Regions from separate parts of the Homo sapiens genome. Here region 1 is linked to region 2. Evidence: chromatin contacts called from ENCODE Hi-C data. All regions are on one chromosome and are shown on one strand. The core of a region is the stretch at or near the end of the contact, and the rest is flanking DNA. Distances in the headings are between cores, read along the strand shown.

What was found. Hi-C counts contacts between places; a loop is a spot of excess contacts on that map. Pooled maps may share reads with other maps.
Region 1: a loop to region 2 is called in a map of sigmoid colon, with 3 times the contacts of the local background. The contact joins two enhancer-like sites. A Hi-C loop is called at or near these places in 4 of 168 maps with a recorded cell type or tissue (MCF 10A, PC-3, sigmoid colon and 1 more) and 6 of 50 pooled maps.

Annotation. Positions count from the first base shown.
Region 1 is chr14:32,251,918-32,259,319 of GRCh38, forward strand. No RefSeq gene overlaps it. Among named protein-coding and RNA genes, the nearest start is that of RNU6-8, 52 kb to the left of the region's middle. Within about 2 kb of position 3,159, at least 14 of the 41 ENCODE cell types and tissues checked have a DNase peak (open chromatin) inside an H3K27ac peak, as active enhancers do.
Region 2 is chr14:31,989,042-31,996,507 of GRCh38, forward strand. No RefSeq gene overlaps it. Among named protein-coding and RNA genes, the nearest start is that of LINC02313, 48 kb to the left of the region's middle. Within about 2 kb of position 3,135, at least 3 of the 41 ENCODE cell types and tissues checked have a DNase peak (open chromatin) inside an H3K27ac peak, as active enhancers do.

The DNA of each region.
Region 1 (7,402 bases), core at 1,909-4,408, 260 kb after region 2:
TTGATTGTCTAAACAGAGTTTTAACTGGTAGCAGGGTGAGCATTAATTATTCACATCTAGCAGCTGGCATAAATATGATTGTGTAGGCCCATGTATGTTAATGAGTCTTACAATAAAGCCTTTCGCTTGGAGATCTTCAGCCCTCCCTTCTTTTTGTACCATTTGTGAACTTCATTCTGGAATTGTGTGGCTTGGTAAGGTATAATGTTCTTTGCTTCTGAGGAACTGTGCTGAGGGCTTGTGCAGAGAGTGGCCCATCTAGAAATGTCTCTCAGGACCCTGAAGGCTCCCTTGTTTCCTTTTCCTGTTTCCAGTCGGGCTACAGCAACTGGGTCTGGATATAGCAACAGCACCCCCTAGTGTATTATAGGGTGAGCATGGGTTCCTGGTTAACTCAGTAAGGTGAGGTGTTCTGGCTTCATAGAGTGGAGTGTGAGAAACTGGCAACTTGGCATTTATTAAACAATATAGTTGAGGCTAAATATGCAACAGCAGCATGTCTTCCAGGTTTTGACAGCTGAGAAAGGAAGATAAAGACAGCAGGAAGATAGGGTTTTAGATTACTTTACAAGGATATGAAGGCTAAGGAGAGCCACAGGAGGGAATCAAGAGGTCACTGGGGAAGGGAGCTGTTCCAATGAATAGTTTGCTATTCTTCCAAAGAATCCAAATCTTGGCCATATGTGCAGAAAGGCCTGGCCACAAAGGCCTTCCATTGTTGGCTGAGACTGGAGACCTGCGATGGGGGTTCAAAGCCTTTTGTTAGATGTGAAACTGAAATTCCAAACACTCCAAGCAGTGACTTAAAGGCTACGAAAGTATAAATGACAGGTAGATATTTACCTCAGAACATAGTTTTGATTAAGGAAACTAGACCTTAAGAGAACAAAATGGGGGTGGGGATGGACTATAGAGAGAAGAAAAGAGGGATGCTTTCTTCATTTTGTTCATTTAACGAATATTTGCTGTTGAGCTGCTATTCAGTGCCAGCTTCTATTCTACATACTGGAAATACAGATGTGAATAAAACAGAGTTTCTCTCCTCATGCAGCTTACATTCTTTACAGTTGCCAATAAGCGGGTCACTACAGATCAGTTCTTATGTTTGTATTTTTGAAGTGTGATTTATTTACAGGCAGAATGTGATTTGAGGACATGGAAAGTACCCATCGTTCAAAATTGTTCCCCACCAACCAACCAGTTTTTTTCTGAAATTTCTCAACCAAAACCCCTTGTTAGTTGTTTTCTGAGAGGAGTAGTAATGAATCCAGTTGCTTTGACCTACACTTACTTCTAGTGAAAATGAATGACCTGATGAGACCTAGAGGGATGGGACACTGGGGGGTGGAATTACAATATTGGGACTAGCAAGCTGTAGCCTTGGTGAGTTTGTTTCAGGACCAAGTTTTCCTTATCTATAGAAGTAGCTGTATTCCTGTCAGGTCCCTTCTAGCTCTTATTCTATTTTGTGTGGCAGATAGCATCCAAGAAGATGTAGGACCGGGTGCGGTGGCTCACACCTGTAATCCCAGCACTTTGGGAGGCCGAGGCAGGCGGATCATCTGGGGTCAGGAGTTTGAGACCAGCCTGACCAACATGGAGAAACCCCGTCTCTACTACAAACACAAAATTAGCCGGGCGTGGTGGTGCATGCTTGTAATCCCAGCTACTTGGGAGGCTGAGACAGGGGAATTGCTTGAACTCGGGAGGCGGAAGTTGCAGTGAGCCAAGATTGTGCCATCGCACTCCAGCCTGGGTAACAAGAGCGAAACTCCATCTCAAAAAAAAAAAAAAAAAAAGAAGGTGTGTAGAGCATGGGGCACCCCTGGGACCCCTGGAAAATTATTTGGGGGTAGGAGTAGGACCAGATTAGACACTGAAAAAAAACATGGAGAAGGAACATGATTTGACAGTCAAATTTAGGCTATTTAAAAAAATATTTCTAGGGCATTTATTCTTGGGTTCAATTTCTGACTATAAATTATCTGGAAGGGAGGGTGATACTATGAATATGGTTTTTGCAGATTTTTTGGGAAAGCCCAGTTGGTTTTACTTTTGTGGGTCAAATTAGTTTTGAAGATTATCTATAAAGCTTTCAGTGATAGACCTGACCCCCAAGCCACAGCTGCTTAAATAGCTGTGTGCTGTGGATTTTCTTGTTGTGCAGTGTTTCCTTTTAACTTTCCTGTTCAGGGCAGAAACAGAGTAATGCAGGCCCATATTCTTTGAATCCTAGAGAGCAAGTGACCTACTTACTATTGTACCTGAAATATTCAACTAGAGTATATTTTAGGAAATACTTTTTCAGCTTTAAACATGACTTTGCTTCTGTGAATAAACACTTCAATCGAGAGACACTGACAGGTATTCTGGGCTGTTCTCCTGACCCGTTGTGTAACTTTGGATACTGTATGACTTTTCTCCTTGGAAAGAGGCAATGTAAAATCCATGGGTTTCTTTAGAAAAGACAATTTGTAACTACACCCTTATAGGTGCATGTGATGAAGATTAGTGAAAGTTTTCATTGGGTTTAGAAATTTTAGAAATGCAGGAGGCCGGGTGCGGTGGCTCAAGCCTGTAATGCCAGCACTTTGAGAGGCTGAGACAGGAGGATTGTTTGAGACCAGGAATTTGAGACCAGCCTAGGCAACATAGTGAGACCTCATCACTACAAAAATTATACAAAATTAGTCGAGAGTGGTGGCACACACTTGTAGTCCCAGCTACACAGGAGGCTGAGGTGGGAGGATCTCTTGAGTCCGGGAGGTTGAGGCTGCAGTGAGCTGCGATCATGCCACTGCACTCCAGTGTGGGCGACAAAGTGAAATGCAGGAGTTATTTGCTGGGTTCTTTAACAGCTGGAAGATGTGGGTTCTGGTATTCATAGTTTATTGGCCAGGATTTTCTTTATTTTGTGGTCCTCCTCTTTGCAGGTTTCAGCCTCCCTGTGAAGACCAAAGTACCTGTGTAAACAGGATTCCAGGATGGAATATGAGTAGGTTTTTTGTTTGCAAAATTTCTTACTATACATGGCTAACTTTTAAAGAAGTAACACAATGGACCAACCGAAAGACAGAAACCTTGGGTAGCTTTGTAATTTTCTATGTGTGTGTTCTGCCACCTGCTGGAGAAGGATCACCACGCTTGGGAAGCTGGCTGGCAAAGCAGGGGAGGGTGTGTAATCTGGCTCCTTCAGCCCTCTTCTAGGACTGGGCAGAGTACAGGAAAACTCACAAAATGCTGTGGTGTGCTTGGTTTTCTGTTGGATCTCCCTAATTGGCAACTAGAGTTATCCCACAGGGATTTCCCCTTCAGCCTGCTGAGCTCACGGCCAGCCACCTCAGGCCCAGGCTACTCTGTGAGCCCCGCTCAGGCCCAGGCTGCTCTGTGAGCCCCGCTCAGGCCCAGGCTGCTCTGTGAGCCCTGCTCAGGCCCAGGCTGCTCTGTGAGCCCCGCTCACATCATGCGCTGGCCTCATTCCTCTGAGTATCCAGTATGTTGACTGGGATCGCCTTGAAATACTTTAAACTGGTTCAAAGTGGAAACAAAACAAAACATTAAATCCAAAGTAGGGGGCAGGGTGGCCACCTTTGTTGTGACATCTATAAGAGGGCCAACTGACCTATTCAGGAAAAGAATGGCCTTTTTTTCCTGAGATTATAGTCTCCCTCCTTTTTAGTGTTAAAATGCATTTTTACAGAATGATTCTGAGAGATGAGGGTTATCACTGTAAACGTATATTTGCTTGGCAAAAGAAAAAGCAAATGTAAATCAGTTCCCTAATTCTTTTAATATATTTTCCTATCTGTAAAATACCAAAGTCTGGCCAAATGCAGTTTGCTACTCCCTGTGGTCAGTCTTACCTTTCCCTTTATTTGACAACTTAGGCAGAAAAGTGGGGTCAACAATCCTCAGTTGTAACTTCCTTATTTTCCCTGTCAAATTCTCCATGGATTTTTCTGTGCTGTGACCCACATAGAAACACAAAAATAATAGTGTGGTGGAATGAGGATAATGTTTCTTCACTAACTGGGTCACTGTTTTATAGATAAATTTTGGTCTAGAGTAAATGGTTGGCCTGATTTTGCACCCCTTTGGATCATTTTGTTCCTCTGGAGTTCTGGATGGAATGTGACCTTCCTGGATGGATGTGTATGTGGGACTCCCATGGGCAAGACTTAGATTTTTGGCAGCCAGACCCTCAAGGCAACTGGGAGAGGATGTGGAGGCTCAGCCTCCCTGTTATTTGAAATTTCTCAGAGGCACACAATAATTTTGAAAGATTTTTAAATGGGAATAAGACATTTTAATATCTATGATTAATTTAAATAATTTTATCAACTGAAGTAATGAAACAGACTTCTGTATTAAGGGATATAATTACAGAAGAATATTATTTTTAAAAAATGTTTTACAGCCTCAATTTAAATAAATTGTAAAGTTTAAAGAAAAAATGTGGATCTACTCTGATTGAGACAGGTTTTGTGTTTGGCTTTATGGAGTCTAAATTGAAAATTGCTAGTGTAGAAAACCTGAACTGAGATTTATTTTTGAGAAGATATTTAAAGAGAACAGATAGTTGAGATCTAAGTAGGTAGAGGCTGGGAAAATGAGTTTGTACTGAAGCCAGAACACATGGTGTCTTCACTGGAAATGAATGTTCCCAAAGAATAAACTTTTGTTTGTGTGTATTTATTTATCAGTAGTAACAATTGCTTTTGAATGAGCTAGGACATTTATGATTATAGGGTGTGGGTTTCTTATGGGCACACACAGAGACTGTGAGCTCAAGGCCATGTGAAGAAGGTGGAAATATCTTCCCCGGTTAATTTTCATGGGCCAGATTGTTAGAAATATGTCCAAGAAGTGACTTCATAAAACTTTGAAACTTGGCTGAAAACCCTGGCAGATCTGCATCATCTGGTAAATATTTAAGACCTTGTATATATTATTTTCAAGGAAAGGTAATAAACTGTAGAATTTTTTTTTTCAACAAAAATGAAACACTGTGGGGTTGTTAGCTTTTGCATCAGAACTTTGGTAAGAAAATGTGTTTGTTTTGGTTTTAGGTTTTTTTTGGTTATTTATTTATTTATTTATTTTTTTGAGACAGAGTCTTGCTCTGTCAGCCAGGCTGGAGTGCAGTGGCACGATCTCGGCTCACTGCAAACTCCCTCTCCTGGGCTCAAGCAATTCTCCTGCCTCAGCCTCCCGAGTAGCTGGGTTTACAGGCGTGTGCCACCATGCCCGGCTAATTTTTATGTATTTTTTTAGTAGAGATGGAGTTTCACCATGTTGGCCAGGGTGGTCTTGGACTCCTGACCTCAGGTAATCTGCCCGCCTCGGCCTCCCAAAGTGCTGGGATTACAGGCGTGAGCCACCGCGCCTGGCCCGTTTTGGTGTTTGTTTGTTTGTTTGTTTGTTTTGTTTTTTCCCCAGAGGGGGAGAAAAGAGATCTCATTTCTGATAGATTTAGGTCAGTTTAAATTCTTTTTCACTGAGGTTGACCTGATCAAAGTTTGCCTAGTGACTCAGCAAAGTCTTGCCATGTGGAGGCTTCATTTTTCATCACCTGTTGGTTTTTCCTTTTCTTAAAAATTTATTTCTTTATAGAGACATTTTGATATCATTTTAAAATCTCAGCACGTGACAAATACAAACTGAAAGTGCGAATTCTCATGTAATAAGAAAATTAGAAAGCAGACAAATATCAAGGCCATCTTTCCTCAGGTGATAGCCTTTTGTTAATGATAGTATCTTGGTTTCCTCAGGTGATAGCCTAATTAATGACATCATCTTGTATTTCTGTCCTAATGAAATTCACTTCTGTCATCTCAGGTAAATGGTAAAGAACTCATGGGTAAAGGTAAATGGGTAGAATACTCACGTTCCTATTTTAAAACTTGAGAAATAGAATCACAGATCAAGAATGACTTTCCTGTCTCCCTTTTTCTCAATTCATTGTTCTACTGGTAATAAGGATAACACAGATGTTAACAACTTACTTAATGCCAAAACACTTTACATGTATTATTTTATTTTATTATTTCTTGTGAGATAGGTATATTCCCATTTTTTTCAGATGAGGAGAGAGTGACTTTCAGAGATTTTTTTTTTTTTTTTTTGAGACGGAGTCTTGCTGTGTCGCCAGGCTGTAGTGCAGTGGCGCGATATTGGCTCGCTGCAACCTCCACCTCCCTGGTTCAAGTGATTCTCCTACCTCAGCCTCCCAAGTAGCTGGGATTACAGGCGCGTGCCACCACGCCCAGCTAATTTTTGTATTTTCAGTAGAGACGAGGTTTCACCATGTTGGCCAGGATGGTCATCTCTTGACCTCATGATCTGCCCACCTTGGCCTCCCAAAGTGCTGGGATTACAGGTGTGGGCCACTGTGGCCAGCCAACTTACAGAGATTTTAAAAATTACTGAAATTTACAAAGCTGGAAAATGGCAGAACTGGGAACTGACCCATTTCTGACTTCATGGCCTGTGCTTTAAACTGTTACACCATATGTCTGTCCAGTTATATGCTACAGAGAAAGCAACTTCCACAGGCCAGTTGAAGCCAGCTGCCTTTTACTGGGCTCCCAGCCTGGTTACCGTCCTCCTATTTCTGACATTAAGCAAAGCAGAAGGTTGATTTAGACCTCCCAGGAAAGGGTTCTGGAAAAGCTACAGGACCCTGTTCTTGAGCTCAGGGTCATCTGTCACTGGTAAGACCCCTCTCTAAGATGTTTTAAAACAGCATGTCAAAGACACAGTAAATGAATATATCCTCTATGTAAAGGCTTAGTAAACAGCAGCTCAGTAATTGCCCTAAGTGTAAGCAGGCAAGCCAGAGGCCTCAAACTGGACACGCCTTCCCAGTGTGTAGGCAGGCATCATCTCATAAGATTTACTCCCACCCTGGCCTCTTCCCTTTTCTGTTGACTTGGCCAGAGTCTCAGCTTTTCCTTACCAAAGATCAAAACTAAGACTTCTTGGCTCTCCAAATCAGATCGTCACTAGAGTTTGGCCTGCTGTCAGTAAAGACAAGCTGAGTTGGCCTGAACTTTCCTCCCTTGGCATCCCAGGAAATTGAACCTCTGCTGAAGGACCTGAAAACAACACCTGTCTGTCTCATACCGTAGACATAGCTTTGACTCAAAAACTGAACGTTCCTGATGCCAGGTAAATGGTATCTCAGGGGATGCCATCCAGACTCCCCAGCTTTTAACCCATTTATCTTTAGAAACTTAGCTTTTCTCTTTCAGACCCTTGGCCTGTAAACATGAAATTCTATTTGGGTACAAAGCTAATTCCAGAAAAGGGGGTCCTTTCTGGACTACTTCTGTTTTTGCATCGTAGTAGCCATCTATTGTTACTTTGTTGATTATTAATTTTCTAAAAGGAATAGTTTTGT
Region 2 (7,466 bases), core at 1,885-4,384:
ATAAAGAAAATAAGGCAGGGCCTGAGATCAAGAGGCTTTTGTTGTATCAGGAAAGACAGGTCACACATAGAAAACGAGTTAAATATGAAGGCAAGGCAGAATATGATTATATACTAAGCCTGGTCGGAACAAATAGATGAGGCAAGACTGGCTTACCTTCCCCTTCTAGCTGGAGGGGCACCTCTGCATCAAACACGATTCCCCACACACACCCAAGTCACAGAAGCTGGACTAAAATCGGATGCCTAACCCAAAGGGTACCAACCTATAGATAGGGCTTAACCAGTGAGATTTCCCACTAAGGATTTGAATTAAGAGGCTCAGAGATTGCAGTCAGTTGGTAGTAGATGTTTGGCCAGTAAGATCATGTCGAGTTGGCAATGGAATGGGCACTAGGTCAAGCCAAAGTCATGGCCAAGTTGTGGCTATGAAGGAGTAAGAACCATAGGTGAGCAGTCTTCAGAGAGACTAGGGTAGATACACCAAGAGAAATAGCAATATTCCAGAGGCAGAGGGAAAACTATAGAATTCTACCTGAGAATTTTCCAGTTCAGTCTTCTTTGTGCTTCTAATATTAAATTCCTATAATAGTCTACAGTATCCTTTCAATAACTCTCTTTTTACTTGAGATGGTTTTAGTGTTTGGTTTTCGTCTCATATAGTGAAATACAGTCTAACTAGAATCACGGTTTAGGTGAAAAGCGCTGTAGGAATTAAGCCAAGATAGAAATTACTCCAGGCTATAGAAGTCAAAGAAGGCTTCATGGAGGAGATCAAACCGAAGGTTCATCTCAAAGAAAAAGCTAGTTTGAAGGGACTAGTGTGTGGGTGACCTTTGCATGGCTCAAAAATGCCCTTTGTAGTCCATATTATACAAGCTTTAAAAATAAACCACTAACTTAAATTTTGTACTGTGTTCCCATCAGTCATTGACAGTTTCTCCTTTATTTGCTTCCTATGTAAAAGGGTAAACCATCTAGTTCTTTGAGAGGTGTCAAGATTTCAGTATGCTCTGTTTTACTCTCTTTTGGTTTTGTATGTTACACTTCAGGCAAAGAGCTGCAGTCAAAAGTTACAGAAAAGCTGTTAAAACTCCATGGAATTATTTTTATTTTCACTTCATCCTGGCTGATCCTGCTTATATTTATTTATTTATTCCCTGCTTATAAAATGTAGAATCATTGTGGGTAGCACTAGCACTAAATGAGCATTTAGAACGCTAGGCTTTAATTCCAGCTTGGATAATTGCTTTGCTGCTTCCCAGAATTTTGACTCACTTTCCCCATCTGTAAAGAGAGTGAGTATTGAAGTTCTTAGACCTCGCTTCGTGTCAGAATAATGTGTCATTATGGGAACTAATGAGATCATGTTCATAAGAGGATTTGTTTTCTTCATTGTGGTGAAACATCAGAGATGGAAATCCACCCAGCAATTGTTGTCATAATAATTATAGTAAGCAATTAAAAAACATACAACAGCGGTGGTTTTCTACTTTTTCTCTAATTATAAAGAAGATTAGGAAGGGAGAAGGAAGGGGTTGCAAAATGAAAACCAGACTTGCTTTGAATGAGATAGCATCTGACTTTTCCCTGGAGGTAGAGGCAGATAAACAGTCTCCGAAGGAATAATTTCCTAATCCTTTACTCTGCATCACCACAACCTTCTCACTGTCTCCTTTCAGAGGGGACCAATGAAAACAGCTCTGTTCTTAACGAATGCTTTCCTATTTGTTGGGATAAATGGTGACATTTGGTGTAATGGTATTGCAGGTCAGTTTGAATAATTGCTTGCTGTGAAGAGATCCTGAAGCAGAAGACAAAAACTGTAAGCAACACCAGATAGGAACAGTATGAAATTTGTAATGCCCAGAGAAATAAGGGCTTCATTTTGCAGGTTTTGGATGGTCTGTATTTATGTACAGAGAGCATTCTGTTATGTGTTGGGAGAAATACCAGGCAAGGCTGCATGAGTGATAATGTTCCCGGAAGAGAAAAACGAGGAACTAGAAGGCAACCAACTATCATAAAAGTAATTAATTGTTTTACTTTTTAATGGTCTGGCAAGAATGCCTTTTTAAAAAAATGAATCATACAAATGGGACCGTGATGTCAGACAGACTGTCCATTGAGACTTAAGAGACTAGTTCCTGCTGTAAATTATTTTAATGAGTTCATTTCTAAAATGTTTTATGAGGTTGAGAAGTGTGGTGTCAAATTATTTTTCTTAAATCTCTCATCGCTTTAAATGGCTTTCAGAGTACGTTTCAGGGTAACATTTCCTTTCAGAAATTCCTTCCAAGTTTAGTGGCTGTTGTTTTACCAATCAGGTCTTTCTCCAAGGATGGTTTTAGTGCACGATTTTTCATGACTCAGCTCAAAATGAACAAGACCTCATTGTTGGCTTTCTTGTTTTTGCACCAGCATTATTGACAAGATCTGCATAACTCTTGGAAAAAGGTCTGTTGTCTAACCAAGCTACTATGGAAACCTGATCCAGGCCATTTAGAAGCCTGATGCCTTTTCCTCTTGAATTTGTGAAGAAGTTTGAGACTGGTCAAAGTTCCCTTAGAAAATATTCATCAAGGCAGAGGAACACAGCTTGTTCACTGCATTTCACTTTTCATCTTAAATAAGCTTTGCAAATAGACTCACTGGCCCAGGGTGAAGGGGGCACTGCCGAGAGGGCATTATAAAGCATGAAGATTTCACTTATTTTGTTCCTTATGTTCTGACTAGGCAGGAGCAGGGAGGAGCAACAGCTTGGCTTATTTTTTTCTTTTTCTTTTTTTTTTAAGCACACTCACGAAAGTGATGGTTGGAAAAATATTGTAGATGCCTGCTCTACATCAGTAAATAATTCTATATTCATTAGAAGCATTCAAGCTTTACCTCAAACATGCAGGTTCTAAAGAGAAGCCCAGAAATGCAGTCTACACTCCGCTCTCCCTTAAGAATCTTCCTTCCCCCGCTCCTTTCCTTAAATACCAAATTGAAAAAGAACAGAACACTTGAGGAAGATGAAGAAAGAGTCCATGCATCACCTTGGGAGCCTACTCTGCCTTATATAGAGAGAAGCACTAGGAATGACCTAAGCTGTGTCTAGTCAAGGGCTTTGCTCAATAAATTCTCCAGGCCACTTCCTTTCTTTGTTTATTGCCAAGTATTCTGAGGTCTTAAAAGGGTAGAGGGAGACTTCACTTCCAGTATCTTTAGGTATAAATCTTATCCCAGTAAAACAAGGCTTGCACAATTTATAATGTGGCTATTCATCACTATTTATGATTCATATGTACTTAACACTTTATGATGACTCTGACCACAGCCGTCTCTCATGGAACATATGCCAGAGGAGTAGAGCCTTGGGGATGTCTCCTGTTAATATTGACAGGATTCCTTACTGCATGACAACTGGGAACTGAGTGTCTGTGAGTGAGCGATGGCCTCCTTCTTGAGATTGATGTGTATGATGTACCTGTGGTGTGCTTGGTAGGGTACAGAACCTGAGGAGATCACAGTTTTCTTTCATCCTTCCTAGAGGTGATGATAATATGACCCCACCATTATCTGGGGTAAATGGGATAACTCACAGACTCTACCCCTAATTCTTGTCAATATTTCAAACTCTTTTTCCTGCCAGATCTTTTATGCAAGGTGGAAAATCACTGCTATTGAGGTTTGTCTTTCTCCACTCCTTTGCTCAAGTTATGCAGATCTTGTCAATAATACTGGCACAAAAACAAAGCAAGTGAAAGAGTTTGAATAGTCTGATGCTGGATTATCCTCCTTCAGTGAGCAGGAACCGCAGTCATTTCTGTACCAGAGGGTACAGCTGTTGCTGGGGTGCAGTTTGGCCTTTCTCAGATTTCCCTGAGGAGGAAGAAGTTTTCCCCCACAGTTTCCTTTATAGACTCTAAGCCATTGGTTCAAAGGTTTTCGAGAAGGTGGTCAGATTCCTGGCAGACTCAATGAGAGGCAGATTCTGGGTCTGGGGGAAAAACTATTGTATTATAAAATATTAGATCATTAACTATCAATCACCAAATTTTATTGGGTACCTACCAGGCACTGTTTTAGATGCTTGGGATACATCACTGAACATAAGAGACAAAAATTCCTGCCCTCATGGCGCTTACATTTGAATGGGAACAAACAATAAAAACAAAATAAATAAGTAAGTAAAAAGGCAAGGGATATTGGAATGTTGGAAGGGTACAGTTCTGATTGTAAGCAGTGCTGATTAACCAGGGTGGCCAAGATAGATCTCCTCAAAGAGTGAAATTTGAGGAAACAGTTGAAGGAGTTGAGAGAGTTAGCCTCAGAGATATCTGGAGGGAGAGCATCCAGATGGAAGGGACAGACCAGACAAAGGCCTTAGACAAGAGACTGCTGGTGCATTTGAGGACAGCAAAAAGGCCCTGCAGCTGGAGCACCGTGAGTAATGGGGAGAGTAACAGGAAAGGAGGTCAAAGGCAGTAGGGTGGGACACAGCAGGTAGAGAGTTGTGAGCCATCATAAGGACCTCAGCTTTTACTCTGCGTGAGATGGTCAGCCACTGGACAGTTTGAGCAGAGCAGTGACATGACCTGACCTTTTTAAAGGGTCATTCTAGTCGCTGTACTAAAAATAGGCTCTGGGAGAATGAGCAGAGAGACCAGTTAGAAGGATGAGGCAATAATCAAGGTGACAGATGATAGGGTGCCTCAGAGCAGAGTGGTAGGAATGGCAGAGGAGAGAGAAAGGGAGGACTCTGGATATGTTTTTAAAGCTAAATCCAAAAGGATTTCCTGATGGGTGGGTGAGTGAGTGAGTGAGTAAGTGAGTAAATGTACTCTAGTTCCAGACAGTACTATGATAAGCCTGAGCGGGCTTATCACCACCATAGTGCTTCATGATGATCTCATTCAATTTCTCCCAACAACTATTTGAGATACAGACTGTTTTCATCCATTTTACAGATGAGGAAACTGGGGCTTAGAAAAGTTAAATAGTTTTCCAAGGTCACACAGGTCGGAAGGGGTATATGATTTGAATCTAGGTGTGGGTGACCCAGGCTCCATGCTCAAAAACAGAAGTTGGCAACCTCTTTCTGTAAAGTGACAGAAAATGTGTTTAGGCTTTGTGGACCATGTAGTCTCTGTCCCAGCTTCTCTGTCACTGTACTAAAGCAGTCATAGGCAATATATAACCACCAATGAGAATGGCTGTATTCCAGTAAAACACTTAATTTACAGACACTGAAATTAAAATTTCATATAATTTTCGTGTCATGAAATATTATTATTCTTTTGATTCGTTCCAACTATTTAAAAGTGTAAACACCCTTCTTAGATTGTAGCTCATTAAAAAACAGGCAGTGAGCTGGACTCGGCCCTGGACCATAGTTGTCAATCCCTGCTCTAAAAGATAAAGTCCCTTACCTGATAAGCTTAAAACCTAGAATTTTCCACACACCATGTGTCACCTAGATTTTGATCCTGATAACACTGAGATTTAGAGATAAGGAAGCTGAGGCCCAAAGGGGCTATCACTTGTGAAAGCCACAGAGTGAGAGTGACTGACTGATCTGCTGAATGCTCCTGTGGGCTTCCCGGGGTCATTGCCACGTTTCTTGTTGTTGCTTGCTTTCTGCAGAGCACTGAGGGCAACAGCCAGGAACATCATCAGGGTCCATGCTGGCCTTCAGTGTGCTTAGCTCAGGATCCCCCACTATACACTCTTGAGACCAGAAAGGAAAACAAACCCTGGGCTTGAGAGGAAACTTAAAGAGGACATGTAAGGGATTAATCACACACCTTTCAAGAGACTTAGCTCCCAGCTTCTGAGCCAAACAAAATAATTGTCTGCTGCCAGGCTCTTTGCTTTAAATATAGCTGTCTCAGTGTATTCCTTCTCCCAAGCTCAGACAGTCCTCCTAACTGGGAAGACAAGCATGCCTCCTACATATGGCATTTCTGGCCATTTGTGTCTGTGACAGTCTCTCAGCCCAGGAGTGGTGCAGGACCTGCCACATCAACTGTATTTGTCAGATTCCTTTGAGAATCTGCCTGTGAAGCCCCGGACAAAAAGAGCGCTCATGTGATATTTGGTTCCACGTTAACTGTGAGTCTTTAAACTAACACATATTATAATTTTTGAAGCACTTTTGAGCAAAACTGATTTAAAACATCGGTCAAACAAATGTAAAAAGTACGGCGAGCCTCCTACAGCCTTTAAAGGGGAATGTAGGAGTTAAAAGAGCATCCCAGAGAAGGAGGAGGATGGTGTGTGTGAGGTCAATGGCCTGCTCCTTTTAGAAGTTGTCCCTCGAGTGACCTCTGAATGAGGAGCAGACCACATGCTGCCTGCGCCACAGCACAGGTGAATGGACCCAGGGAGGGCAGCTGCCCATCAGGTGAGAAGTTAGAGACTAGGAGCCGCTGGCCAGGCCTGCAGAGATGATCTGAGACCATTGGTTCCTCTTTTGATAAACTGAGACTGAGAGAGCCAATAGAGAGGTGATGAGGCAAACTCAGAGCTGGGACTATCATGTGGCATGGTACAAGCCGAAGTTCAAGGAAACAGGTAGCCGATGAGAGGAGAAGGTGTGCAATGTGGTAATGGCACAGTGCTGGAAGCAAGATCTTCCCTGCCCTGGCAGCTCTCTCTAGTTCCTGCCTCCAGGATGCCAGGCCCTACCAAGGAGGCTGTCAACATTCCCTTTGTTTTGCTTTGTTTTGTTTCTTTGTGTGTGTGTGTGTGTGTGTGTGTGTGTGTGTGTGTGTGTGTGTGTGTGTGTGTGTGTTTGTTTGTTTCTTTTGAGATGGAGTCTTACTCTGTGGCCCAGGCAGGAGTGCAGTGGCACCCTCTCAGCTCACTGCAACCTCTGCCTCCTGGGTTCAAGCGATTCTGCCTCAGCCTCTGGAGCAGCTGGGATTACAGGTGTGCATCACCATGCCCAGCTAATTTTTGTATTTTTAGTAGAGACAGGGTTTCACCATGTTGGCCAGTGTGGTCTTGAACTTCTAATCTCAAGTAATCCGCCCGCCTCAGCCTCCCAAAGTGCTGGGATTACAGGCGTCAGCCGCCGTGCCCGGCCTCTTTGTGGTTTTTTTTTCAGACAGAGTCTGGCTCTATCACCCAGCCTGGAGTACAGTGGCACAATCTCAGCTCACTGCAACCTCTGCTTCCCGGGTTCAAACGATTCTCCTGCCTCAGCCTCCTGAGTAGCTGGGATTACAGGTGCCTGCCACCATGCCCGGCTAATTTTTTATATTAAAGACCATGTTGGCCAGGCTGGTCTTGAATTCCTGACCTCAAGTGACCCACCCACTTTGGTCTCCCAAAGTGCTGGGATTACAGGCGTGAGCCACCACGCCTGGCCGATATTCCTATTCTTGGATTTCTGTAAGATTCTTCCTATTAAGTTGAATCCCCTTTACCTGAGCTTGCTTGAGTGAGTGTTGCTGTCGACCAGACGAATCATGACTA